Regions from separate parts of the Homo sapiens genome. Here regions 1, 3, 4 and 5 are each linked to region 2. Evidence: chromatin loops called from intact Hi-C (ENCODE). Cell type or tissue: mammary epithelial cell. All regions are shown on one strand.

Region 1 (5,000 bases), 50 kb after region 2:
GCTGCTCCCAGGCGCGTGCTGGCTGTGGTTTGCTTTCTCAATGCTGGTGTCCTGGGGAGCTGACGTCCCCCAGCTCAGGTCAGGGGCTTGCAAAAAGCCTAAAATGGCGATCTTGGGCCAGGGACTAGGGAAGGCTGGGGAGATGGGGGGAGTTCTCTTTACTGCGTTTTCCCAGTTGAAAATTGTTTCCTGCGAAACGCGATTTGTTGTTTGTGGGTCTGATTTGTGCGTGCGGCTTGGGCTCCTGCGGCTTTTGGCTCGGCCGGGGGCCTTGGGCAGCGAGGCTGGAGCCGGAAGAGGTGGAGGTGAAGGGCTGCCCGCCACGTCCCTCCCTCCTCCAGATGCCTGGCTTGGATGGCGTTGGAACAGGGCATTTGGAATGTTGTAAGTTTTCTGTTTCCTCTTTTAATTTTTTCTTTTCCATTTTTTTCTAGTTAAATTATCTTTTTTCATTGGTTTCCAAAAGCAGCTTACAAATGAGTGGTTGGGAAATTTCTGTGTGCGTGGCAAGAGGTTTTCTCCTGAAAGGGAATGTGGCTTTGGTTGGATTTCACTGTAATTTTGGTTGAGAGAAAGCCCAGCCAGAGTTCAAGCTCAGGGTTCAAGATTCATTTCTGCTGTAGGAGCTGGGGGCCTTCGGGATCTTTCTCTGATACTTGGGGAAAGAATGTGGAGGAAACGGGAGCAGGGGAGGAAAAGCTGAGGGGAACGACTTTTCCTGAAAAGTTGTAGCAAGAGCCTCAGAAAAAGGCCCAACCAACGGGGAAGAATAAACCTGCTCCCCACAACACCGGCTACTGGTGACAGTATATAAGGGGCTCATTGGGTGTAGAGGAAGATGAAATACTGAGAGCGGAGCAGGCTGGGGGCGGCCTGGATCTCCTGGTGCTTTGTATATGGATGCGACGCACACGCATGCCTACGGGCGACCTGTGCCACACTCACGCACATCCATATTGCATGATCCTTGCACACTCACGCATGCCCGCTCACACATGCACAGGCACTCTTTTGGCGGGCAAGGGCAGAGCCTCATCCCCTTGGGTCTGCAAAGGTGGTCTTGGTAAATCATCCCCATAGAGACACTGACTGGAAGATGAGCGCTGGTGTGTTCATGAGGATAAGGGGGAGAGTGAGGCGCCTACAGCCTCAAAGCCTTTCGTTTGGCACGTGTGCAGTGTGAAGGTTTAATCTTATACCCTCTCTACAGACCCTGAGCTTGGTTAGGGAGCAGATTTGGGGCAGGAAAACCTGCATTCTAGCCCCCACCAAAAGCAAAGTCAAGGTTAACAAGTTCACCTCTTAACTCGACCTGCACCCATTCCCATAGGCTCTCCCTTTCCTCTAGCTGTCCCCACAGCAACCTAATCCCTCCCACCCCAAGGAATCCCTCTTACCCTGTACCCTCTCTGTGCCCTTCTTTCCTCTCCTCCTGTTTTGATGTCTCCACCAGGCCAGAGGCAAGAGAGCTTTTGATTAAACTTCCCCATTTATAATTTGTCTTGTCCCCCCACCCCACCAAACCTAACAACTCCAGTAAGAAAATAAACAGGACGTAGTTAGATGTGGAGAGCTTGTAAACAATCTGGCAAGAAGCTGCAGGTGCAGAGACAGGAGAGAAAATTCGGGACATTCAGATTTTTTTAGACTGCAACCTCAAGTTTGCCTTTTTTGTGTGTTTTCTGGTTCCTCTTAGGCCCCCGCCTCACCCCGCCCCCAACAAGATAAGATCCAGGAACCTGGCAGCCTCATTGGAATAGGGAGGAGAGAGAGCTCAGAGCCATCAGCAGAGTCCTTTGCTGGGTGTCCTCTCAGGTCTTTGGACTCTGTTTTTTGCCCTTAAAAAGATGGCCAGGTTCCCTTCTGCTACTTGAGAAGCAAGGCTGGTCCATTTCAGCAAGAATGTGTGTCAGGGATAGAGGCTGTCAATAAGCTCATGGGAAATACACAGTATTCTATAGTATCTCCTTACAAAAAAAGACTCATGTACATATCTATGTGTGTGTACTTATGTGTATAGGTGTGTGTATCTCTGCAGGTATACATGTGTACTTGCAGGCATACACATCTACGTATGCACAGACTGGGCAGGGGGTTTCTAGGAGGCTGCATTTCCTCAGGATATGTCTCTCCCTTGACCTTAGGTCCTTTGGCCAGGAAAGTTGTTTGAGGACCCCTTAGGTTGCCCCAGCTCTGTTGCCCCTGACCTCTGCTGCTCTTACAAGCTCCCCTCAGCTGCACATACCTGGGAGAAATGATTAAGAGAGGAAGAGATGGCAATGGGAGACCTAAGGGAGCAGAGTCACTCTGTGGCAGCTCAGGTTGGGGTAAGAGCTGGGGGCCCAGGACAGGGACCACTGCAGTGGCCTCTGGCCACAGATCCTGGAACAAAGTCCCTCCACTGAGTTGAAACAGGTCAAAGCTCTCTGGGAATTTCTCTGGTCTGTGGGTGGACTCTGCTCTGGTCTGGGGCCTGGAAAATGCTTTTCCATCTGGTTGGATTTTTCCAGAGCTGGAATGGAACAGAGAGAAGGGGGGATCTGGCAAGGTTTAGGGAATCTGCCAGGGTCAGCCAGCTGGGGGAAAGCCAGGGTACTCAGGATCTTTTAGATTAAGGTGGACTTGGGTAATTTAAATTTAATAAATGCTTGGAGGCAAGAACTTCCTCCCTTTATCTCCCTAAGTCTAAACCCCAAAGAAATTGTAAGAACCTTGAGCCTAAGAGGAGCCCACCGCCAGGCCCCTGGGGCAAGAGCAGCTCCCCTGTGCTCCCTCAGCCACCCCACAGCAGGCTGGCAAAGGCTGCAGCGCTGAGAGGGTTTTCGACTTCGAGGGATACTTATGTAAATAATGTTATTTTTAACAGAGGAGATAAAGGCAGAAAACACCACAGGAAATTGGCTGACAGCAAAGAGCGGAAGGAAGAAGAGGTGCCCCTATACTAAACACCAGACGCTGGAATTGGAGAAAGAATTTCTGTTCAATATGTATTTGACGCGAGAGCGCCGCCTGGAGATTAGCAAGACCATTAACCTTACAGACAGACAAGTCAAAATCTGGTTTCAAAATCGCAGAATGAAACTCAAGAAAATGAACCGAGAGAATCGGATCCGGGAACTGACCTCCAATTTTAATTTCACCTGAGAGCGCGGCCTCTCCTCCTCCCTTCCCGCTCCTTCCTCTCCCCGCCCCTCCTCCCTTTGTGCCTGGTGATATATTTTTTTTTCCTCCCTGAGTATAAATGCAATGCGACTGCAAAAAAGGCAAAGACCTCAGACTCTCCTTCCAAGGGACCTGTGGTTCGTGCTGCGAAGATGCTTCCACTTAAAGCATGAGAAATGGGGTGCCGGGATGTGGGGTGTGGTGTGTGCCCTCATAGATGGGGGTGGGAGTGTGGCTGGTGTGTGTGTCAAGCCCTCACTCACCCACGCACTCACACACAGCATTCTGTTCTCCATGCAAAGTTAAGATCGAATCCATCCGCTTGTAGGGGAAAAAAAGGAAAAAAATTAACCAGAGAGGGTCTGTAATCTCGCAGAGCACAGGCAGAATCGTTCCTTCCTTGCTGCATTTCCTCCTTAGACTAATAGACGTTTTGGAAAGTTCGGCTAGTGTTCGTGTGTTTGTCGTAGCACCCAGAGCCTCCACCAAACCCTCTCCATGTCTTTACCTCCCAGTCGCTCTAAGAATCTGCTTGAAGTCTCGTATTTGTACTGCTTTCTGCTTTTCTCCCACCCCTCCTAGCACCCCCACATCCCCCATCTAGTAACATCTCAGAAATTTCATCCAGAGGAACAAAAAAATTAAAAATAGAACATAGCAAAGCAAAGACAGAATGCCCCCCCCCCCAAATATTGTCCTGTCCCTGTCTGGGAGTTGTGTTATTTAAAGATATTCTGTATGTTGTATCTTTTGCATGTAGCTTCCTTAATGGAGAAAAAAAAACCTAATAAATTTCCAGAATCATAATCCTCAAATGGATGGTTTTTTGTTTTTAGTGATTTTTAGCAACACCCCTCCCCCGAAGAGGCTGAGTGTGTGGATGTGTGTGTTTTGTGTTTGACTCATCTCCTAGAGCCTTTCTAGAACGTCTCTTGGCGGGTTTAATGTAAGTGAGAGACCATAACGTTGATTTAAATATTATCCAGGTGACCACAATAAGTCAAGGTCATAAAACAGTAATGTCAGGACGGTCTTGGTGCGCGCGAGAGGTGGATTTTATGATCTGCAAATATAATGTGGTGCTGCAGTAAAAGATGCATTTAAAGGTGACTGGAGGAGGGAAAGAGGCAGAGAGCAAGCTGCAATCTTGAGGAGCAGACGGATCTGATTGCCTGGGGTGCTGGGCTGGGCGCACCCCACTGCTGCTGGGGGTCACCCCAAGAGCCCCCCACCCATCCAAGGAAAGGAATAAACTTAACCGCTGGAGGGGCATGAGGAGCTCAGCCCCCCCAACCTCGACAGCAGCTAACAGAAACGCCAGGAGCAGCAGGAGGAGGAGGCAGCGACAAGGTAAGAGAAGCGGTTTCTTGTTCTTCTCTTGGCGGCGGAGTGGGGATGAGCGGTGTCCCCAGGTGTCCGGCGTGCAGCGGACAGAGCCTGGAGGAAGGTGTTTAGGGCATCCGTGCTTGCCGAGAACCCAGGCTTTCCTAGTGGCCGCTGGCAGCGGAGGGCAGCGACTGGGAGCTCCCTCTCCTTCCCTCCCGGGCCCATTGCCATGGGGGTTCCACAGTTAAAGGGATAAATTGATGGTTTTTGGCTTCTTTATCTTTTCGGGCACTTTGGGTCTCCTCGAAGTCGACACTCTGGTCTAGGTGTTGCTCAGTCTGGTCGTCTGTTGGTGGGGGAGGAGGAGTACAGAGGGTTGAAGCTTGAAGCTTAGGTTTTCCTGCTTTTCGCTGGTTTGGATGTGAGCCTCGTCCAGCCTCTTGTTCCCTGTGCTCCCTGGCTGTAACGTTTTGCCAGGCAAGTGGCCTGATTGGAAGTGGCTCCAGAGCACA
Region 2 (5,000 bases):
AGCAGCACTTCACAGAAGGGGAGGCCAGGATCTGGGTTCCACTTCTACTACCCGCGGCTGGAAAAAGGCAGGCGTCTCCACCCACCCACCCCCACCAGCCAGGCCTTAGGCAAGGGGGCCAACGTCATACAACCCAGTCTAGACTTGGCCAGGCCCTGTTTGCTCTCCTCGTTTTACCTTGACCTTGGACTCCAGCAGCAGGATAAGCAGTTTCCTAGCAGAGCCGGCTCCCAGCAAGACCCTATCTTCCACTGGGCTCATCTCTCCCCGCCCCTCCCTCATTGCCCTCAATGCACACTCGAGCTGGTCTCCTTATGTCTTAACTCTCTTTCTGTTGTATTTTTCCTCCTAATGCCAGCCCAGCCCGCAGCCTGCTTTCTGAACTCTGAGCTGACCCTTCTGGATGAAGATCACGCAGATAAGAATTACTATCCTAACTCACCGATGTCCGGGTGCTCTCAACCGTCAAACACCACCTTCTCCCCACAAAGAGGAGGGAGGTGGCCCGAAGGGGTTTCTGCAGACCTGTCCATTTGCTCTCCACTTGAGGGGTGCAGTAGGTCTGGCTGAGCGAGGCGCTGCTCTGTGGCCATGGTCTGTGCGCTGGCTGCACACGAGCACTCAGCATTTAAAACCTGTGGCAGAGGGAGGAAAGAAGGAAACGCTGCAGCCCCTTTCCCCTCTTATTTTTCTCTCTTCATTACGATTTCTCAGGGAGGTCCTGTGCTGAAAGGGAACTTGACTCAATTCCACGGAGATGCTCCCTTAGAAAGGGGTGACTCTATTGAGGCTCCTGACAAGTTGGGAGATTGGGAGGAAAGAAGGGAGAGCTTTTGAAGAATCAGTAAGTTGGTGTTAATTTTTTCTTTGAAATAGGGGGCAGTTTTAGATCATGAAACTATTCCTCACTAAAAGAGGGTGACCTAAGAAAGCCGTGGGAGCTCCATTGCGGGTATTCAAACTGGGGACTGTGTCATGTGGCTTAACCCAGGCCCCTGAGGGCAGAGGTGGGTTCTGCAGGGTCCCCCAGAGTGGCGCCAGAGAGAGGTCCCTCCAAAGGTGTAGCACTGAATCTCCCCCATTTTCCACGTTTTCTTTTGTATACCTATAGAAAGCGCGCTCTCCTTCGCATCCAGGGCTTTTAGCTTTCCCAGGCTGAATCTTGCGCCCCCACCACCCGCATTTCTTTGAAAAACCTCACTCTGAGATTTTTTATTTCTATTACATATTGAAATATCAGTCTATTCTATTGCTTTTATTTCCCTCGTTTTATTCTTTCTCCATTTATTGCCGAGTATATTCCATTGCCTCTCGATCCCCTGCCCCAGGTGATGAATTCTGTATTTGGGGGTTGTCACACCCCTCTCCGCTTGAGAAAAATCCAGCGAGGTAAAGCAGAGTGTCCTTTTCAGACATCTAGAGTTTTGGGGAATGTGGCTGAAGGTAGGAAATGGAAACACAATCCCGGCATCAAAGGCTCGCTACGCAGCATCGGGTTCTTTCCAGCCGCGAGCGGAGGCGAGCTGCCAGGGCCAGAGCGCTCCTGACTGTTTTCTATTATCTTCATTTATTATTTTTTAAAACCTGGTTTCTTCCCCACCCTTAGCTTCAAGCCCCAATCCAGAGACTTCAGCAGTCACAGTGATCGGCTTGGCGGTAGGGGGTCTGTCTCTCCGGTGCACATCCTATGCCTAGGCGGAGGCGCCCAGTTACAGCGCTCTCCTCCCTACACCCCTTTGCGTCGGCCAAATTCAGCCTCCCCCCCCTCCCTCTCCCTCCCTGGGGCCTGCCGGGGGCGTCTCCCTGTCCCTTTAAATCTCCCAGCTCCCGCCTCCTTTGGCCTACCTGAGATCCAATCAGCACAGACTTTTTCCCTTTCGCCCCGCCCCACCTCGAGGGGAGGGAACCCCAGGAGACCTGGCCGGGGCATCACGTGCGCAGAGCGGGTCACGTGGGCGCGGGAGGGGTGCTGAGAGGTGGAGAGCGGGAGCCGGCGGATTTCTTAATGAAGTGTCTCCGCATGCGTAGAGGGAATGTAGGGAGGGAGGTGGAAGCACTAGGAGGAGGGGAGGGGTGGAGAGAAAAGAGGGGAGGGATGGGGGGAGGGGAAACAGGAGCGAGGTGTCTCCCTAGCTCGCTGCCTCTGGCAAGTGGAGTTTTTAAAAAGCTCCAGCAGATCATGTCATGACGACTTCGCTGCTCCTGCATCCACGCTGGCCGGAGAGCCTTATGTACGTCTATGAGGACAGCGCGGCGGAGAGCGGCATCGGCGGCGGCGGCGGAGGAGGAGGCGGCGGCACGGGCGGAGCGGGGGGTGGCTGCAGCGGAGCGAGCCCCGGCAAAGCCCCGAGCATGGATGGTCTGGGCAGCAGCTGCCCGGCCAGCCACTGCCGCGACCTGCTTCCGCACCCCGTGCTGGGCCGCCCGCCGGCTCCCCTGGGCGCCCCTCAGGGCGCCGTCTATACGGACATCCCGGCCCCGGAGGCGGCGCGCCAGTGTGCCCCGCCGCCCGCACCCCCCACCTCGTCCAGCGCCACCCTGGGCTACGGCTACCCCTTCGGGGGCAGCTACTACGGCTGCCGCCTGTCGCACAACGTGAACCTGCAGCAGAAGCCTTGCGCCTACCACCCGGGCGATAAATACCCGGAGCCGTCGGGCGCCCTGCCCGGTGACGACCTGTCCTCTAGGGCCAAGGAGTTCGCCTTCTACCCCAGCTTCGCCAGCTCCTACCAGGCGATGCCCGGCTACCTGGACGTGTCGGTGGTGCCCGGGATCAGCGGGCACCCGGAGCCGCGTCACGACGCCCTCATCCCCGTCGAAGGCTACCAGCACTGGGCTCTCTCCAATGGCTGGGACAGTCAGGTGTACTGCTCCAAGGAGCAGTCGCAGTCCGCCCACCTCTGGAAGTCTCCCTTCCCAGGTAAGGAAGGGACCCGAGCGCCGCCGCCGCCGGGGACCCCTCCCCGCCCTGCCTGCCCCGGGGCTCCGCGCCCCAACCACCCCCGCCGTCTGGCCCCGGCGCGCCCGCTCGGCTGGGCTGCCTATGGAGCCGGCCGGGCGAGCTGCACTGAGGAATGCGCCGGGGAAGAAATCTGCTCCGACACGTTCTCTGTAGCTGCCCGGCCGAGAATGAAGCAATCACAGGCGCCCGAAAGCCGGGCCGCCGGCTCTGCTCTGTCCGGTAGCTCGCCTCCGCCTCCCCTTGCAGGCTCCAGCCTCCCGCCGGGCTCTTGGCCCCTAAACCTGCTTCCGGCAAGGGATGGGGGCGGGGTGGGCCTATAGTGCCTTGGAATCCAGGACAAAACCCCCAACCCACCGAATAACTGGGGAGGGCGGAGAATAAGAACCCCCACTTTCTTTGACAGAATTCGCAGGATCGTTCAGGCACTAGACAGTATTTTTTAAATAGGGGACTAATTTGCTGGGGTCTACAGAAATGTGAGATTTATTTTTTTCCTTTCCTGACTTATTTTAAAAATCTGGCCACGAATTTCCTGATTGTTGAGGGAACAGAAGATCCAAAATCTCTGGAGAGGGAGTGGAGAGGAGGCTAGAATCCCTCCCCAGCATTGTAAAGTTTTCCTTGCCTCTTTGGTATATTGAGCTCAAACCTATAGACATTTCCACTGCCAACTCCCCCATATGTGGTCGAGAAAGAGAGTTAGTTATTGGTGCCCCAGACACAGAAAGAAGGGCGTGGGGATGAGAAATGGGAGAGGAAGACCTGTTCAAGACCTGTTCAGGGGCTTCTGGAGTCCAGACCCAGGCTGGGGACCCCTTGGTCTTGTCTGGCTAAGGATGGGAAGGGAGAATTCATTCCCCTCTTGTTCCGTCTCCAGTTGAAGAGAGAAAGGCTCCTGTAAATCCCACCGCTCTCCTTGCGGACAAGACCAGTCCCAGGTTTCCCAAAACCACACCAAGAGCTTTGGATCCTGCCTTGTGCTGAGAAATCAGGATTCCGGTCTAGGGAGTCCAGCATTTGAGTCTGTTCTCCCTGTAAGCAGAGCTCAGTGGGAGAGCGTTCTCCCTTCTGATACCTACAGAGGTCTTTGGGGGTGGGGGGCCCAGGGCAGCCACAGATGTCTCCCGACAGTGCCCAGCTCCCCGACCAGCTCCACGTGCCAAGCTCAGGGATGTTTTCCTTGGAAAGCATAGACCCAAAGACCTCCTAAGGGTGGGCCTGAAATTCCTCTGCATACGGAATTGGAAGAAGAGGTAGGTGGTTTAAAAAAAAATACTGAGTGATATTAGAGAGTGTAGCAAATAACATTCTTGTGAATATTATGAAATTACTTAGTATAACACAACTCAATACCAGGGTATGACCTACACTAGGCACCCTGACTTCTGATTGCCAGAATTAAGGATGGTGCAATTTTAGTACATGGTATTATGCATCACCTACCCTGTATTGGCTGTAATATTTTTATATAATATGATTTCTTTTATTAACTACCTAATATGAAATATACAATAATAGATTTCTAGAAAGACAATTCACATGTTCATAATACAGCAATGTATTTTAGAGAGATGGCCCTTTAATTCTCTATCTCACCAAAACACAAAGCTTCTTAGGAGATTGGGGTCCAGCAGGAATTCCTGGGGCAGGGAAGCCAATGGGCTATGCCAAGGGGCTAAGGGGTAAGGGATCAGGTGCCCACCAAACCCACTGTGGATTGGGGGCACAGGCCCAGAGCAATGTGCAATGGGTTTAGTGTGAAGAGGTAGAAGAGAAGGAGCTGTTCTATGTATGAATGTGGTGTGGAGTAGGGGTGAAGGATTGGAGAGAAGCTGAGAAATATCTTTGAGCAAAATAAACATCTCAAAGATTCCTAGGACACAAAACAAAACAAAACAAAACAAAACAAAACTCCACTAAAAATAAATACTTTTTTGATCACAGCCTCCTAGAGAAAAATATCTTTGAAATAAAAAAAGTATATCCCAATTGAGATTTAATACACTTGCAAATTATGGCATGGAAATGGATATAAAAC
Region 3 (5,000 bases), 150 kb before region 2:
CACATCTACCATCACTCTCCTAGAACCCCTTGATAGAAGGTGCTCAGATAATTCGTTTTATTTATTTCTTTGCTTCTAAGTGGGCCTCTATACTTTGTCAGAAAGAGGAGAATTAAAAAATGTACAAATACATCTACAGTTGAGATTATGAGAAACTGGTTATTTAAACAGTGGTTCTGTTTTATTAAAAAAAAACAAAAAGAATGAGAACAAACTTTTGCAGAAGCAAGGATGGTAAGAGGAGTTGAAAGCCCCTGCATGCTTTTGTAGAAAACTTTAAGAAAAGATTGTCTGTGATGCTCCTGGAAGCAAAAAGCTGGATGATCTGAACATTATTAGGAGGCAAACACAACACAGGAATTCCCTTCCTCCATCTTTCAATGCTGGTAGTTGGGAGATTTTTTTATGAGGGATTTTTATGACAAACTTTACTTTATATTTGACATTTAACAGCATCTCCTGTCCAGGGCATGAGGAAATATAGATATTTATTGACATATGGTGTCAGAAGATCGAGGAAAATTGACTCTGGAGAAGGAAGGGGGAGGGGTTTCTCCCTTTCCCTAGGTATGCAAATTACCCAGCTTAATTTGTGTAGCATATGCTTTTCTGTGCTTTGTGCTTTTCTCAGTAATGAGATTAAGAAATCATTTCATTGTTAATAAAGAACTCAGTGGGGGAAGAGGGAAGATGAGAGACATATAGAAGGAAGCACAATGGGCACCCTGTCCTGTTTGAACCTTATATGCATTCCTTAAATAACACTGGATACAATAGACGTGGGGACAAATGGAACCTGAACTGGGATCCAGGTCCTGGTTCTTGTCATCCTTTTTTAAAACCTCAAGCTTCTGCAGTTTTATCTTGAATTTCACTGTTCTTTGCATTTCTAATAATAAATAGCAGTTCCATATCAAATGATCCCCAAAATCAAGAATTCCTTCCCATTAGCTGTCTTTTCCCTGGAATTCCTTCCTCCCAATTTCTGACTGCTGAAATCCTACACAATCATCATGGCTTAGCTTAGATGTTACCCCCTGTCCGAGCCTTCCTGGATAGCCCTACCTGGAAGCAATTTCTTTACTTTCAACTCCTATCCTCCTTTGACTGATTGTCAGCTATAGTTGTGCGTCTTCTGTTTCTCCCTTACTCAACTATAAGCTTTTGGAGCAGAGGGACTGTGTCCTGAATATTTTATATTCTCTACACAATGTTTAACATAGAGCAAACAATTGTTAAATAAATTTAATGAAGCGGCCGGGCGCGGTGGCTCACACCTGTAATCCCAGCACTTTGGGAGGCCGAGGTGGGCAGATCATGAGGTCAGGAGATCGAGACCATCCTGGCTAACACAGTGAAACCCCGACTCTACTAAAAAAAAAAAAATACAAAAAAATTAGTCGGGCATGGTGGTGGGCGCCTGTAGTCCCAGCTTCTCGGGAGGCTGAGGCAGGAGAATGGCGTGAACCCGGGAGGCGGAGCTTGCAGTGAGCAGAGATCACGCCACTGCACTCCAGCCTGGGCAAGAGAGCGAGATTCCATCTCAAAAAACAAAAAACAACAACAAAAAAATAAATTTAATGAGTGGTATACAGTTGTAAGTAAGAGGCCATGGGTAGAGATGTGGAAGTAAGGGCATTATGGATATTTTAAAGACATTAGTGTTGGCAGGGCGTGACGGCTCACGCCTGTAATCCCAGCACTTTGGGAGGCCGAAGCAGGAGGATCATGAGGTCAGGAGATCGAGACCATCCTGGCCAACATGGTGAAAAATCCCGTCTCTAATAAAAATACAAAAATTAGCTGGGCGTGGTGACACGTGCCTGTAATCCCAGCTACTTGGGAGGCTGAGGCAGGAGAATCGCTTGAACCAGGGAGTCGGAGGTTGCAGTGAGCCGAGATTGCGCCACTCCTCTGCCTGGAGGCAGAGCGAGACTCTGTCTCAAAAATAAATAAGTAAATAAATAAAATAAGATATTATTGTTAATACATGATGATCTCACTCCAACTTGAACTCTAATATGTTGTCATAAAAAGGCTATTTACGTGAGTTTATAATAGCATAAAATGTATATGATGGTGTATTTTTTTAAGTGTATATTATTTTTATTTTTAAGTGTATGTTATTTAAGCAATGTAAAAAATTGTTCATAGAAAAATCTGGAAATAAACGTCAAAATGCTAAGAAAGAAGATACTATTGTTATTAAGATCTGGACATGATATATATCATATTATAGGGAAGTTTTTATCCCTCTGGTAGGTTTATTCCCTTATAACTTATTTATTCATCATCCATTCTTTTTTTCATTTAAATATAGAGCTTTTTCTAGTGCGGAACAGTCAATAAGCAAGAAAACAAGCAATTAAATGATTACAGATTATGATAAATACCTGAAGGACATAAACAGGTTCTTGCTATAGAGACTAACAGGGAATCTTCCTTCTTTAGATAAGAAGATTATGAAAGGCCTTTCTTGTCACTGTAATATATTTACCCTACTATAATTATGAGTTAATTCAATGTATAACCTGAATAACAGTAATAATAAAATCAATAATTGAATAAGAATGACAGCCTTCCCACCAGGGGGCGTTGTTCCAACTGAGCCTTAGGTTTGGCTCCTACCTTGGGCCACCCTTGCACCCTCCCTTCTGCCTTGGGAAGAGGCACAGTCAGGGCCCTCCCCTTGCCTCAGGATGGACCCTGCCCCCTCTTCTCTAGCCTAGGAGCCAGCAAGCAAAACAGGTGTTAAGAGCTTTGATCTTGCAGGAGACTTGGAGACAGATCAAGGTAGAGGCCTCTGAAATAATGACTGGGGATGTGAGAAGCTGGGGGAAGAGATGGAGACAGAGGCAGACAAAAGGAGACACAAATTGCTGTCACAGAGACTTCCTTTTAGCCTCCCATCTCAGTCTCAGTAGGTTCTGGGCTCTGTACTTCTTGGGGGAGCAGGTCAGGGCCTTTAGGGTTTTGAGGAGAGGAAGGATGTCCCCTGGGTGACTTTAGAGACCCTCTTGGTCATTCCCGGATCCTGATATAAGGCTAAAGGCAACCAAGGCTTTGAGAAGCATGCGGTCTGCCAATTCCCCAGCAGCCTCAGGTAGTCCTTTCATTGCCAGGGTCTTGCTTTGACCACGTTCCTGCCCCTCTCCTCCTGGTACAAGTTGGTGGCATGAGTTCATGTCTCTTGTAGAGTATTGATCACATGCCCCACCACTGCTTCCTGTTGGGATAACACACTTCGGTTGTTAGCTCAGGAATAATCATTCCCCTTCTCACAAAGGACTTGACCTCCTTGGTCATGCTGAGGAACACCTCAGACTGCTGAGAAGTTCTTACTTCAGTTAATGCAAGTTTCTCTAATTAAAGTTGTAGCCTTCACCTCTCTTCAGCCTTCTCCCACCCCGCTGAGACCAGCCTCTCTGCAAGCAACATCCTGAACAAGGATAGAGATTATACTTTTGCTTCAAGATAAACCGTACCTCTTTGCTCCACTCATGCACTTAGAGGACTCATATTGCTGGCTTTGAAGAGGTACTTAGAAGAGAAAGAACTGCAATTCCTACTAGCTGCTAAGGTTGTGCATAAGACAGACTTCTGATCATCAGAGATGGACACGGACTTTAGAATAGTGGTACCTCCATAGCCTTTGAAGTCAAACAGCTAAATTCTTGTCTTAGCTGGATCACTTACATCACCTAAAGTATGAGGCATGGAAGAGCAGTTGCACAGCTTCTTCCATCTGCACTTGGGCCAGAACCTGAGATTATACACTGAAGTTGGCTTTAGGTCTGGTCAGGAACTTTATGCTGTGGGTGCAAGGTAAATGAGGTGGAAGAGAAAGTAACATTGCTTGAAAGAGGAAAGGAAGAGTGAAACAAGAACATATATGGAGGGAGTGGAATAGTTAAGCTGACTCCTGAACCCACGGATCCCAGATTTAGATAGGGCACAGAGTTAATAATCTCTTAGATTATTATTATCTTACTATCTTAGTTCTTGGCTGGAAGTCCTTTGGAGTCTATCCCTCAGTGGGTGGCCCTGTTATTTGTTCCCTTTTTAAGCAGATGGAACAGGGCTCAGTGCAGGCCAGTGTGGATTCTGGTGCCAGGGTGACATTAGTGCAGGCAAATATGACAGATTTTCCCGAGGAACTATGTTCAAAAACAGTAGGAGAGGAGGAAAGGATGGGAGCTGGAGGAAGAAAGAGGGTTAGATTATCCTCTCTGGGTTCCTTGAATGAGGGGATGAGATAGAAGATGAGACTTTAGTCAAAATCATGGTCTCTATCAACTACTTTGCTCTCATGCTTTATCCTTTTTCAACTACTTTCCAAAAAACCACATTGCTAATAATTTCCCTGATCCTTTACTCCACATCATGTGAGTTTATCTTGTCAAGTTACCCCTGAGCAGACACTCCTATGGCCCACGTCAGTCAGGGGAACATCTTGAAGTCCCAAGTCTCTTCCACAGCAGGCTCTGCAACACCAAGGCAGCATCTGTATTGGGAATTTCTCTCTTAGACCTAAACTCATTTCCCTTTCCTGTGAACAGCTGTCTGCCTATCTCCCCATTAGTCTCTCCTCTTCTTTTTTCCCCCTTCTCACCAGGCCTATTTCTTTCTATAACCACGGAGCAGAGTCAGGGAGACTGTTCTGTACGTTTCATTCACTCTACTCCATTCTTCCCCTGCAACCCCGCTCACCCCTGTCTCCAATCCTCTTAACTCCTTCCATCCACCACCTGGCCAGTCCTTCTTGCTTGCTTGCTTTCTCATTTCCATTCCCTTTCTTCCCTCCCAATTTTCTTCATCTATGATTCTAAGCTTGAGGAGGTGGGAAGATAAGTTATAGGGGCAGTGTGCATGAGGGAGTGGGCTTCGGGCACAGCAGAAGTCACTGTGGTTAGGCATCAGGAAGGACTAGCAGGAAGAACCTGCTAGACATTGACATGGGTGGCCTAAGGGGCAGTTACCTCCTGACTCATCTTTCCTAA
Region 4 (5,000 bases), 170 kb before region 2:
GCAAAGCTTCTCACCACCATGAAGATGTAGACTGAACTGATGTTTCCCAGGGAAACCAAATCCCCATATGGAGCAATTACCCCCTCTTCCACGAAGGTTTCTCAGACTGACCTGAGGTGCAGGGAAGATACTCCCTAATCTTGCCAACACTGGAAAATGAAGCCCTTCCCACTCATATCTTCTGTCAACTATGATGTCATCTGGGATCTTGGCATGCCCTTGCCTCTGATATAAACACTTTTCTGTGTATTTCTGATTGAGGATTATACGTTTCAGTCCATGGTTTACATATCTTTTACTTATTTTGAGGAGTGGGGAAGTAGCCACAAAATCTCTTAAATGTAAGCTCCCAAAGAGGGGAATTCTTTATTTGCCACCATTTGTCTTGCATTGTGTGTGAGTGTGTGGTGATTTGGTGGTCGTTGTGGTGGTAATAATTTAGGGAAAAAAGACATTGCTTTTGCTCGAATTCCTTTGCAAAAGGAATCATTTTGGTGCTTGAATTTTCTAATTTGGAATTTGTCTTTGTATTCACTTACACTTAGTTGAAATCTGATTTTCAGTAGTTTGAATCCAGCCTTTGTCACTTAGAAACTTTCAGTGGTATTCACTTGAGGGAAACATCAAACCATATAGAGGTCATCCAATTTCTCACTGTAGACCCAATCCAAACTAAACAGAATGCATCTGTGAACTTATTTATAGACAGTACAGGACAAATGGTAGTAAACAGAGAAAATTCTCTTTCCTAGGAGCTTACAATATAAAAGTACTTCATGGACACTTCCCCATCCTCCCAAAACAAATGAAAGTCCTATTCTAAACAATATTCAACCATTTGATCATTGGAGCACCCCTCCTTTCTGCAGTCTAAGCTGAGATTTCTTTATTGCAGTTTGAGTATCACACCAGGTTGCCTAAAGCCAAAGTATTAGGTGACTTATTTTCACAATTAACTAAAGCAATGAAAGTAATAAAACTGTATTGTTTGTCAATTTGGTCATTGGACTTCAAGGGGATGACACTGGAGCCAATAGTGTCACAGATAACGTCCTTAGTCCCAGCCAGTTTGGGTTACTTCCTTTGCATTTTCACTTTGTGGTGTGGAAGAGACTTGGACCTGCATTCTTGTTTCATTATCTCTGTTGTCACCACATTGGGCTGTAGATCATGGGGTGCTTCCTTGGCTGTGGCCAGTTAACTCTATACCTCAGGCTTCAGCTGGGGAAGAAGAGGCAAGCTGAAAGTGTCATCAGGCAAGAGCTGTGCTACTTCGCTGCACCTAACCATCTACCACTGCTACCCTCTTCTCTAACCAGGCGTCTTCCCAGTGCAAAGTTCTAGGCCAGTGAGTTATGCCATTCTGTCCTAAAACCTCCTGTGCAAGAGACCCATATTCACTGCCAACCAATCCAAAGGAACGGGGAGCAGAGGAGGTCAGTCTGATGGAGAAGGCTGGACACATAATCAAGGCACAGACACTGGCAGTGCAGCAAGGAAACAAGTTAGGAGCAAATGGACAGAACTCTGGACAGTAATGAGGGGACGAGAGCAGGCAAAGAGGGCATAGCAGAGAGGTCAGATATCTGTAGGTGTGGTTAGATATGCTTCCTGAAGGAGAGTCTTGTTGAACAGTTTGGAAAAAGGGTGTTCTAGGCAGAGAGGGACTGTCCATGTGATGGTTGAGGTGATGATAGCAAGATGTTCGTATATGGGGAAAGATTGGTCCTGTTCAAGCAAAGAGCCACAGAAAAGGTTAATAATAAGAGTAACGGTTAGGGGAACAATGAAAAGAAAGATCTGGAAATACAATCTTAAAAGTTTGGATTTAACAGAGAGCAGAAAACTGCAGGTCTGGTAGGGAGAAGGTGTAGGGTGTGTGTGTGTGTGTGTGTGTGTGTGTGTGTGTGTGTTGCTTTCAATCCTTGAAGAACGTGTCATTTTCCAGAAGGAGGGTAGAGGGCACTCACACTTCAGTTATCTGCTGCAATGCAGCAATCATGGTGAATGTGATTTAGGGCTGTAGCCTGCTTTAAAGAAGGGCAGCACTCGGCCGGGCGTGGTGGCTCACGCCTGTAATCCCAGCACTTTGGGAGGCCGAGGCGGGTGGATCATGAGGTCAGAAGATCGAGACCATCCTGGCTAACAAGGTGAAACCCCGTCTCTACTAAAAATACAAAAAATTAGCCGGGCGCGGTGGCGGGCGCCTGTAGTCCCAGCTACTCGGGAGGCTGAGGCAGGAGAATGGCGTGAACCCGGGAAGCAGAGCTTGCAGTGAGCCGAGATTGCGCCACTGCAGTCCGCAGTCCGGCCTGGGCGACAGAGCGAGACTCCGTCTCAAAAAAAAAAAAAAAAAAAAAAAGAAGGGCAGCACTCTCTGATGGTTGCTGGGGTGAATCTGAGTGAGATCTGTGAGGATCTCATTGTTTAGAGTTACCAACGTTAAAGGCCAGGAGGGTGGATCAGGGAGTATAGCAGGAGGCTGGGATGCAGTCTTTGCCAACTGTAGGAATCTACTAGATAGAGTTCTGGTGGGAAAAATGGCATGTCAGCTAGGTTGAATTCAGGCCTTGGAAAATATATATCTGAAACCAGTGATTTCAGCTGAGATTCCTTAGGTTTAATCCAAATTTTCATGCAACGCCCCCGAATAAAATAAGGATGCTTTGAGGCTGCTTTGCCAATCCCCTTGTCTTTGGCCATATCTGGGGCTTTCTTCCCTTGGAAACTGAAATGGAAAAGTAATTTATCTTCTTCATGGATTTTCCTATACTGATAGCATGTTGAGAAAACTCATTATTTCTTATCTCAAGTTCATATTCTTTAATAACCTTAAAAAAGAACGAGGCAATCTAAAAATAGAAAGGCTAAGAGATCAGTGTTGATGCCGGATATCCATTGGTCTTTATGATTATTTCCATGAATGATTAATAAATATTAGAAATGCTCTAGTTGTCATGAGCTCAGAGCTAGACATGGACATGGGGCACACTAATACCTGTTTTTGATATTCTGCTAAGTAAGGCCTCTGGCTGTCAAGAACAACCAAACCAGACCGAGCAACCTCACGTAGCTCAAGTCCTTCTCCCCAGTATCACCATGAATTGTTAGCTCTGGAATGGGGTTAATCATATTTTAGAATGACTGACAAGCTGACATTTTTCTGGTACTGGGTTCTCCTGAGTTAAGGATCAGGGATTGCCATTCTCTGGCAAGCATCCCCCCACAGTCTGCTTCTGATTGGCAGCCAAGTCTGGGGAGCAAATGGCCAAGTGAATTAGAAAGCTTAAAAGATGTTTTGTTAAACCATCCTCATTAAACTGGCACCGTCTGCCTTCCTACTCTCCTTTGTCCCAGTTGGGGCTGTTCTTCGTGACAGATGTTTCCTAACGGTGTGTGCTGGTAGCATCTGGAATCCTTAGGTGACTGCTGAGGTTTGGGAAGGCCAAATCTGGAGGTATGTAGATTGTCAGGGAAATTGCAACCATTTTCCTGCCATTGGGCTACCATAAAAAAAAAATACCCGCTTCCCTTCCCACCACCCCATTTTCCTTTGGCCAGTGAAAATCAAGCTTTCATTTCCTTCTCTAGCACTTCCTAACCTGCACTGAAGATGGTTTTTTTCCTCTCAAGAATGAGGTAGTGAGTAGACAAGATTTGGAATATGATGAAAGAACAGTGTGATGGAAGAAGTCTCAGAGGGGTTACTTATGTTTGGCATCTAGAGATCTTTTATCCTGTATTTTCCACTAAAAATCAAGCAAAAGCCAATGGGTTAAAGTTGTGGGAGTAGGAATTATAATTAGATGTAAAATTGTGTCTATGAACTATTGGAATAGTTACAGGGATGCTTTGGAATCTCCTTTCTTGGCATCTAAAAAGATTGTCTGGAGAATTTTGGCACCTGATTGGATTAGAATTTTAGCAGGAAATGGTTAAGATGGAACTTTCAGATTTAATGATTTCTCTGCTTCCAGCTCTGGCCTATCAGTGTCTATGTGGGAGGAAAGAGAAGACATTGGCAGGGGATGACCTGGGCATAAGGGTAAGAACTGGTTCAAATCCTCTTTTAATAGCCATGCCCTTAGACTCCTTGTTCTTTGTGGAGACTGGGTGCCACAGTAGGAAGAACATGGGCTTTGACTTCATGAAGAACCATGTTCAAATTCTAACTCTTCTTTTTACTGGCTATATGATCTTGAAAAAGTTATTTAACCTCTCTTCATCTTCAAGATCAAAGAATAATACTTCTGTCATGGAGTAAATAGGGGTTAAATGAAATAGCATATGAACCTTGCTTGCAGCTCAACACATTCTGGTTCCTTTCACCCCTCTTTCCACGTAACTCTAATTCTTGCACATAATTCTATCCCTGGCATGCCATTTGACAGATATTTTGCTCTGTCTCCAGCCTCTGCACATCTTCCCCAATGCTTCTTAGCATTCAAGCCTAGAGCTCTGATTTATTAATTTGTGTTAGTCCCACAAAATGGCAATAACAGTATGTACTTTTTATAACCATACTAACATGAGTCAAGGTTGTGGTTTCATTCCAGGCATTTTTACTTGCTGACAATTTTGGTTGTAAATCAGAGACAAAGGAGTTCTATCTTCCCACCCACCTCTCTGATCTAGAGTTCTTGATTCAGGGCTAGATCATCTGGATAGGATTTCCTTCCAATAAAAAAATGATGGCAAGTTTGTTTATAAGATTATTCAGAGAAGAAAAATCCATAACCTTTACTGTTGGAATATTCTTGTTTTCCTCCCAACCTTTTAATTTGAAAAATATTAACCTACAGAAAAGTTGTAAAATAGTGTAATTAATACCCATTCATTTTTCACCAAGATTGACAAATTGCTAATATTTTGCCACATTTGTGTGCTCTCCCCTTCTCTCTCATATATATATATGTGTGTATATATACACACATATGTAAAGCAGTGCCTATTCAAATTTTGCTAATTGTCCACTGATTTTTTTTTGAGACAGGGTGTCA
Region 5 (5,000 bases), 94 kb before region 2:
GACAGTTTGCACAGATAGTTAAGATACTGTGTAATTACTGTTGCGTTTGAAAGCCAAACATGATTTATTTCTGACAAGCTCAGTCATCTTTGGGATGACTTGGTGTGTGTCTGTGGGTGTGTGTGTGTCTGTGTGTCTGTGTATGTGTGTGTACATTGGTTATGTCTTTTTGTAGAAGGAAAGTAGGTATTAGCCCCTATGTCTCTCTCTCACTCAGTTACCTTCCTTTACTGAATCAAGAATCATTGAAGAATACAGAATACTGGAGGGAGAGGCAGAGTCCCTACCCTCAGGAGACTCCTGGTGTGATGGGGATGATGTGACACACAACAGACGCAGACATGAAGACAAGGGCAGAGATCCTGGCAGTGATGGAGGATGGAGAGGGACTACTGAATGGAATGCGGTGGCTTGTCCACAGAAGCCTTCCTTCAGAAGGCTTGTCAGGGAGTGTTTGGAAGAGAAGGTTTAGGGCCAAAGAGTAAAGGGAAGGAGGGTGTCTTTGATGAGAGAGAAGAGTGAGCTTTAAGGTAGAAAGAGGGAAATTTGCATGGATGGAAGACATTTTTCCTAGCTGAGGCAGAATGTCTGAAAGATGGAGTCACAGGAAAGTGGAAGCATGGGAAGAGGAGTGTCCCAGTGGGAAGAGGGGTCAAAGTGTTTGTTGGTGGTGTTTTGTCAAACAGCTGCTGTGAGGCATTTAGGTAGTGCCTTTGAAACACCAGGTCCACAGAGGGAAGGCTCCCACCTGTTGCAAGGGATGGGGCCTGACAAGGGCAAGGAAGAGATGAGGGCAGCTAGGAGGGAAGAGGATACAAAGACTGGAGAAGGCGCTGCAGGGCCTTTCTGACTCCTGCTTCTGAGCTTGTGAAGAGGAAAGAGCAGATGGTTCTTTTCCAGTTTCCTTCTAATTCCAATAGGAGAGTTTAGGGTTGGACAAAAGAAAGGATTATAGAATTGTCCAAAGCAAATGCACCATTTCATTGTCTTCTGTGCCCTAAAATATGTGTGGCCTGTGAGGAGGGCACCTGCTCTAAGGCAGAAAGGTGCACAGGGATGGAGCTGATCTTCAGCTCCTGCAGTGGATGGGGAGTGGGGGCAGTTGGTGCTCTTAAGTGTTGCTCTCGGCGTCTCTGGCTCAGGCTTCTGTAAGTACAGACCTGCATCTGAGCCCCGCCCCAAGTGTTGATTATACCCCTTGGGATGCATCATTGCTAAGAAAGCAGATGTGCCAGATGTGACATGTTTGAAAGAAAAAAAAATCCCTCGCCTCTGAGCCTTGAGGGGGGCAGCTCATCACCATCTTGCTGCTGCTTATGGGGAAGGCAGCTGAGGTTGGGCTTAGCCAGCTTCGTACCCTCCTAGTCCCTCCACAGAAGGGTCTCCAAGCACTAAAGGAGCCAGATGTGGGGAAGGAGAGTGAGGAAAGAAGGAAGAGACACTGAGGCCCCATTTCAAATGGAAGAGATTTTGGTTGCCCAGTAGTGGGTGGGCTGCCAGCTAGTTCACCTTACTGGGTTGGGCTCCTCATGTAAGGAGGTGTTGATATGTGTGCATGTGCGTGTGTGTGTGTGTGTGTGTGTGTGAACAGTCTCTAAGTATGAGTTTCTAGGAATTCAACCCCATAATACCACTCTGGTTTATCTTCCAACTTCTCCTGAATGCCTCCCATGACTTCCTGGGAAGCCTCCTGCTCCATACCTCCCTGCTGCCCTTGCAGTTTTCCTAGTTTTATTTTCTTCCTGCCCTCAGAAATTGAGCTCAGAACTTGCTGTATGTCTTGTCCTTTGCCTGAGGGAGAACCTCTTGAGCTGTGCTGACAGATGTCTCAGTCTGGGAAGACGCAGAATGCTTTGCTGGGTACCTCTCTGCCAAGGTGGCACCCAAGATACCCAAATATCAGGGTCTTGGTTCTTCAGTTACTCCCCCAGTCATTCTCAATGCTGATGGGATAAAGGAACAATTCATTCAATAAGACAAGGAAAGGACTCGGGAAAGAAATCCAAGAAAGACTCTTGAGTATACTAGAAAGTTCTAAGACTGAGGTCAAGGTAAAGTCACAAAATACTGCACAATGCCTGGGGAATGGATTTAATGGTTCTAAAGTATCAACAACCCTTAGAATGTTTCCAGACATTCCAGGCATTCCAGAAAGCCTCTGCTTAGATTCCTAGAGGTGATTCTTGATTACATCTTTAAGTGTTGACATTTCCTATTTTCTAAATTAGATTCTAACCCTTCTAATCTGAGCCCAAGAAAAGTGGACCTGTCACCAAGACATCTTGGCGGCTAACCCAAGACTTGAATACTTGTAAGTTAGCAGAGTTCTGTTTCTACCAGCTAAAAGTCCACTGACTAAACCAAATCCTACAAAGTAGCTCTGGCTCTATCCCTAACCTTATCTTTAATCCTGATCCTGAAATTAACCCTAACCCAAATCCCAATTCTAACCCTGCTTACCTCTCCCGTCCCCCACACCCACTACCTGGAATGATTTGAGAGTGGGAGGGGTTGGGGAGGAGAGGGCAAGATGAGGAATGCCTCTGGGGCAACGGAGGAGGAGATCCAGCCAGAGCGACCTGGAGGAGCCAGTGTGGTATCTGGGAGCCTGGGGCATAATCCTGGTACTTGCCAAGCCATGAGTCACAACATCATTCTCCATGGCATTTTGTTGGAGGGTGTCTGGGCTGGCAGCTGGTAAACAGGCTTGCTTAGAATAAGGTGTGCCCCACTGCCCCTCTCCATAATTTGGGGGAGAAGGGAGAAAGTCTTCTGTCCTGAGGGTCCTTCTTTCCTCTGTCCTTTTAGATTTCACAAGACTCAGTCAAAGCAAGAGGAAATACTTGGAACTTAGAAATTCTTTGTTGCTAGTTGCAAGGAAATTATGGAGAGATGAAATCATTGAGAATGCAGAGTCTTGAAGCTTCCAAACGTGAGAGGTGCCCTAGTCCAGCCCCCTAAGCGTTATCCCCCCAAGCGTCATCCCCCTGAGGGATGCCAGGTTGCCCCATTCTGCCCTGTGCCCTCTCATGGCAATGCCCATGCTACTCCACCACCCTCCCACTGCAGTCACTGCCAAAATTCAGATAGGCATCCACTGCGGCTGGATAGAGATCTTTATGGGGGTAAACATGTGCTTGTGGATAAAATAGCAACTGGAAACACCTGGACTTTTTTCCTGAACTTGGTACCTATCCCAGCTAGCATCAGTCATGATGCGTCAGTTTTCTATCTACAAAATGGGACCAACTCTGAGCCTTACTCTTGGGGAAGGTTTAGAAGGAGCAGTACACTAATGACTATTTTCTGACATCGAGAGATGATGATTGGGGTTATTATTGTTTATTCCTTGAGGATGCAAGACAGCCATCAGCCTGACTCTAAACACATGTAGTTCATTGCAATTGCTGTCTTTGGGGCTCAGAGAAGCTCTGCTCCTTGTTTCCCTATCCTTAGCCCGTATCTGCCAATCCTACTATTACTATTTATACTATAAATAGGACTTCAGGGAAGGAGGGTGCCTGGTTGCTTGATGTCTTCCCTCTAGGCCTTATTTTCACACCTTGGAGCAGAATTTACACACCCCTCCCATTACAGATTTAGCTCCTGTCCCAGCATCCTTTGCCGGGTTTGGAGGTTAAAAGTTCTTTAAATCCAGCTAGGAACTGACAGTTGCAGGACCTAACCTGCAGTATGTTATGAGAGACCCCCAATGCTTCATCCTTTGAACGCCACACAACAGTCACTTCAACGAAGTCTTCTAAACTCCCAGGTGCTACCCACTTGGCAGACACCAGTGTTTCAGTTTGTTGAGGATTTCAAAAATACTGTTTGATTTAGAAAAAAGTCAAATGTATAAATCAAACTATGTAAATCAAAAGAGGTTTGGTGTCACAATTCCTGCCAACTGCCTCCTTTTCTCTCTCTCTCTCCATAATACTGAAACATTGTAGTAATAATAATAACTAACATTTAAAGAGCATTTTACAGTTCCAAAGTGTTGTCATTTATCATCATTCGATGATAAACCTGTGTGCTTGGAATTCTTACCCACATTTTACAGATGAGAAAACTGAGGAACAGAGTGTTTAGTGAGTTCCTCAAGGTTACAAAACTAGTAAGTGACCCAGTTGGCATTTGATCAAAATGTAGTGACTGTTACAAGGAGGCTGAAAGTCTTTTTATTGTCCAACTATGGAAAAAGGAGTTAGGGAGCCCTTTCTGAAGAACTTTTCAGGATGGGGAATACAGAATTTCTAATTCACAGAAGTGTTCCTAACTCACAGAATCAGGATAAGATGACCTTGGCCTGGGGCCCAAAAGATATCAGGTGTAAAATACACAGTAAATCTAACTGTAAGGTCAGATAAATATTAAGAAAAATGAGAAAAAAATGCCATCATTTACATGCAGATAGTATTTAATTGCTGAAGTTTTGAACATTCTAAGCAGTCTTATTTAGAAGTAATCCCCAGAGGCTAATCTGTCCAGGGTCCCATCTCTAGGCCATACTGTTAACACGTGGTTGGATGCCCTGTTCTTTTATTTATTTATTTATTTAATTTTTAAAATTTCCGCTTTTATTTTAGGTTCAGGAGGTGCACGTGAAAGTTTGTTGCATGGGGGAATTGTGTGATGCTGAGGTTTGGGGTAGGAATGATCCCATCACCCAGGTAGTGAGCATAGTACCCAACAGGTAGTTTTTCAACCCTCATCCCCGCCTTCCTTCCTCGTTTAGTATTCCTCAGTGTCTATTGTTTCCATCTTTATGTCCATATGTACTCAGTGTTTAGCTCCCACTTATACGTGAGAACATGTGGTATTTGGTTTTCTTCTGTGTTAATTTGGTTAGGATAATGGCCTCCAGCTGCATCCATGTTGCTGCAAAGGACATAATTTCATTCTTCTTTTTTTTTTTTAAATGGGATGCCCAGTTCTTAAAGATGTCAGGGGAACAAGAGCTCATGTAGTATTTGATTCACCTATTATTAACTTTATCT

The links. A loop is a pair of places that touch in the nucleus more often than their neighbours do. Peaks named below come from ENCODE experiments on the same cell type or tissue, not always from the same donor. Only the 100,000 strongest peaks of a DNase experiment are listed, where the experiment ranks them.
Region 1: it touches region 2 in a loop (2.7-fold over the local background); 8 of 110 quality-filtered maps call a loop at or near these places.
Region 3: a loop joins it to region 2, with 5 times the contacts of the local background. A loop is called at or near these places in 6 of 110 quality-filtered maps.
Region 4: a loop joins it to region 2, with 7 times the contacts of the local background. A loop is called at or near these places in 5 of 110 quality-filtered maps.
Region 5: it touches region 2 in a loop (5-fold over the local background); 3 of 110 quality-filtered maps call a loop at or near these places.

What each region holds. Positions count from the first base shown.
Region 1 is chr12:53,986,303-53,991,302 of GRCh38, forward strand. It overlaps HOXC10 (homeobox C10), which reads left to right. Exons shown (of 2, transcript NM_017409.4): 2 at 2,867-3,977. The coding sequence ends at 3,144. Among named protein-coding and RNA genes, the nearest start is that of MIR196A2, 2.9 kb to the right of the region's middle. RefSeq lists an enhancer at 1-508 and a silencer at 1-42. In mammary epithelial cell, a CTCF peak has its summit at 3,014; DNase peaks (open chromatin) are centred at 3,009 and 4,999; H3K4me3 peaks cover 381 bases.
Region 2 is chr12:53,936,723-53,941,722 of GRCh38, forward strand. It overlaps HOXC13 (homeobox C13), which reads left to right and starts at 2,109. Exons shown (of 2, transcript NM_017410.3): 1 at 2,109-2,920. The coding sequence starts at 2,185. It overlaps HOXC13-AS (HOXC13 antisense RNA), which reads right to left and starts at 2,921. Exons shown (of 3, transcript NR_047507.1): 1 at 2,749-2,921; 2 at 443-635. In mammary epithelial cell, no CTCF peak of the experiment used is centred here; DNase peaks (open chromatin) are centred at 1,999 and 3,109; H3K4me3 peaks cover 3,437 bases; H3K27ac peaks cover 1,456 bases.
Region 3 is chr12:53,789,321-53,794,320 of GRCh38, forward strand. The region is part of intron 1 of LOC105378250 (a long non-coding RNA gene); the gene reads left to right. Among named protein-coding and RNA genes, the nearest start is that of CISTR, 40 kb to the left of the region's middle. In mammary epithelial cell, a CTCF peak has its summit at 2,610 (motif pointing right); no DNase peak of the experiment used is centred here.
Region 4 is chr12:53,765,920-53,770,919 of GRCh38, forward strand. The region is part of intron 1 of LOC105378250 (a long non-coding RNA gene); the gene reads left to right. Among named protein-coding and RNA genes, the nearest start is that of CISTR, 16 kb to the left of the region's middle. In mammary epithelial cell, a CTCF peak has its summit at 1,964; DNase peaks (open chromatin) are centred at 1,952 and 4,572; H3K27ac peaks cover 1,088 bases.
Region 5 is chr12:53,843,030-53,848,029 of GRCh38, forward strand. All of the region lies in intron 1 of LOC105378250 (a long non-coding RNA gene), which reads left to right. Among named protein-coding and RNA genes, the nearest start is that of HOXC13, 93 kb to the right of the region's middle. In mammary epithelial cell, no CTCF peak of the experiment used is centred here; a DNase peak (open chromatin) is centred at 2,612; H3K27ac peaks cover 427 bases.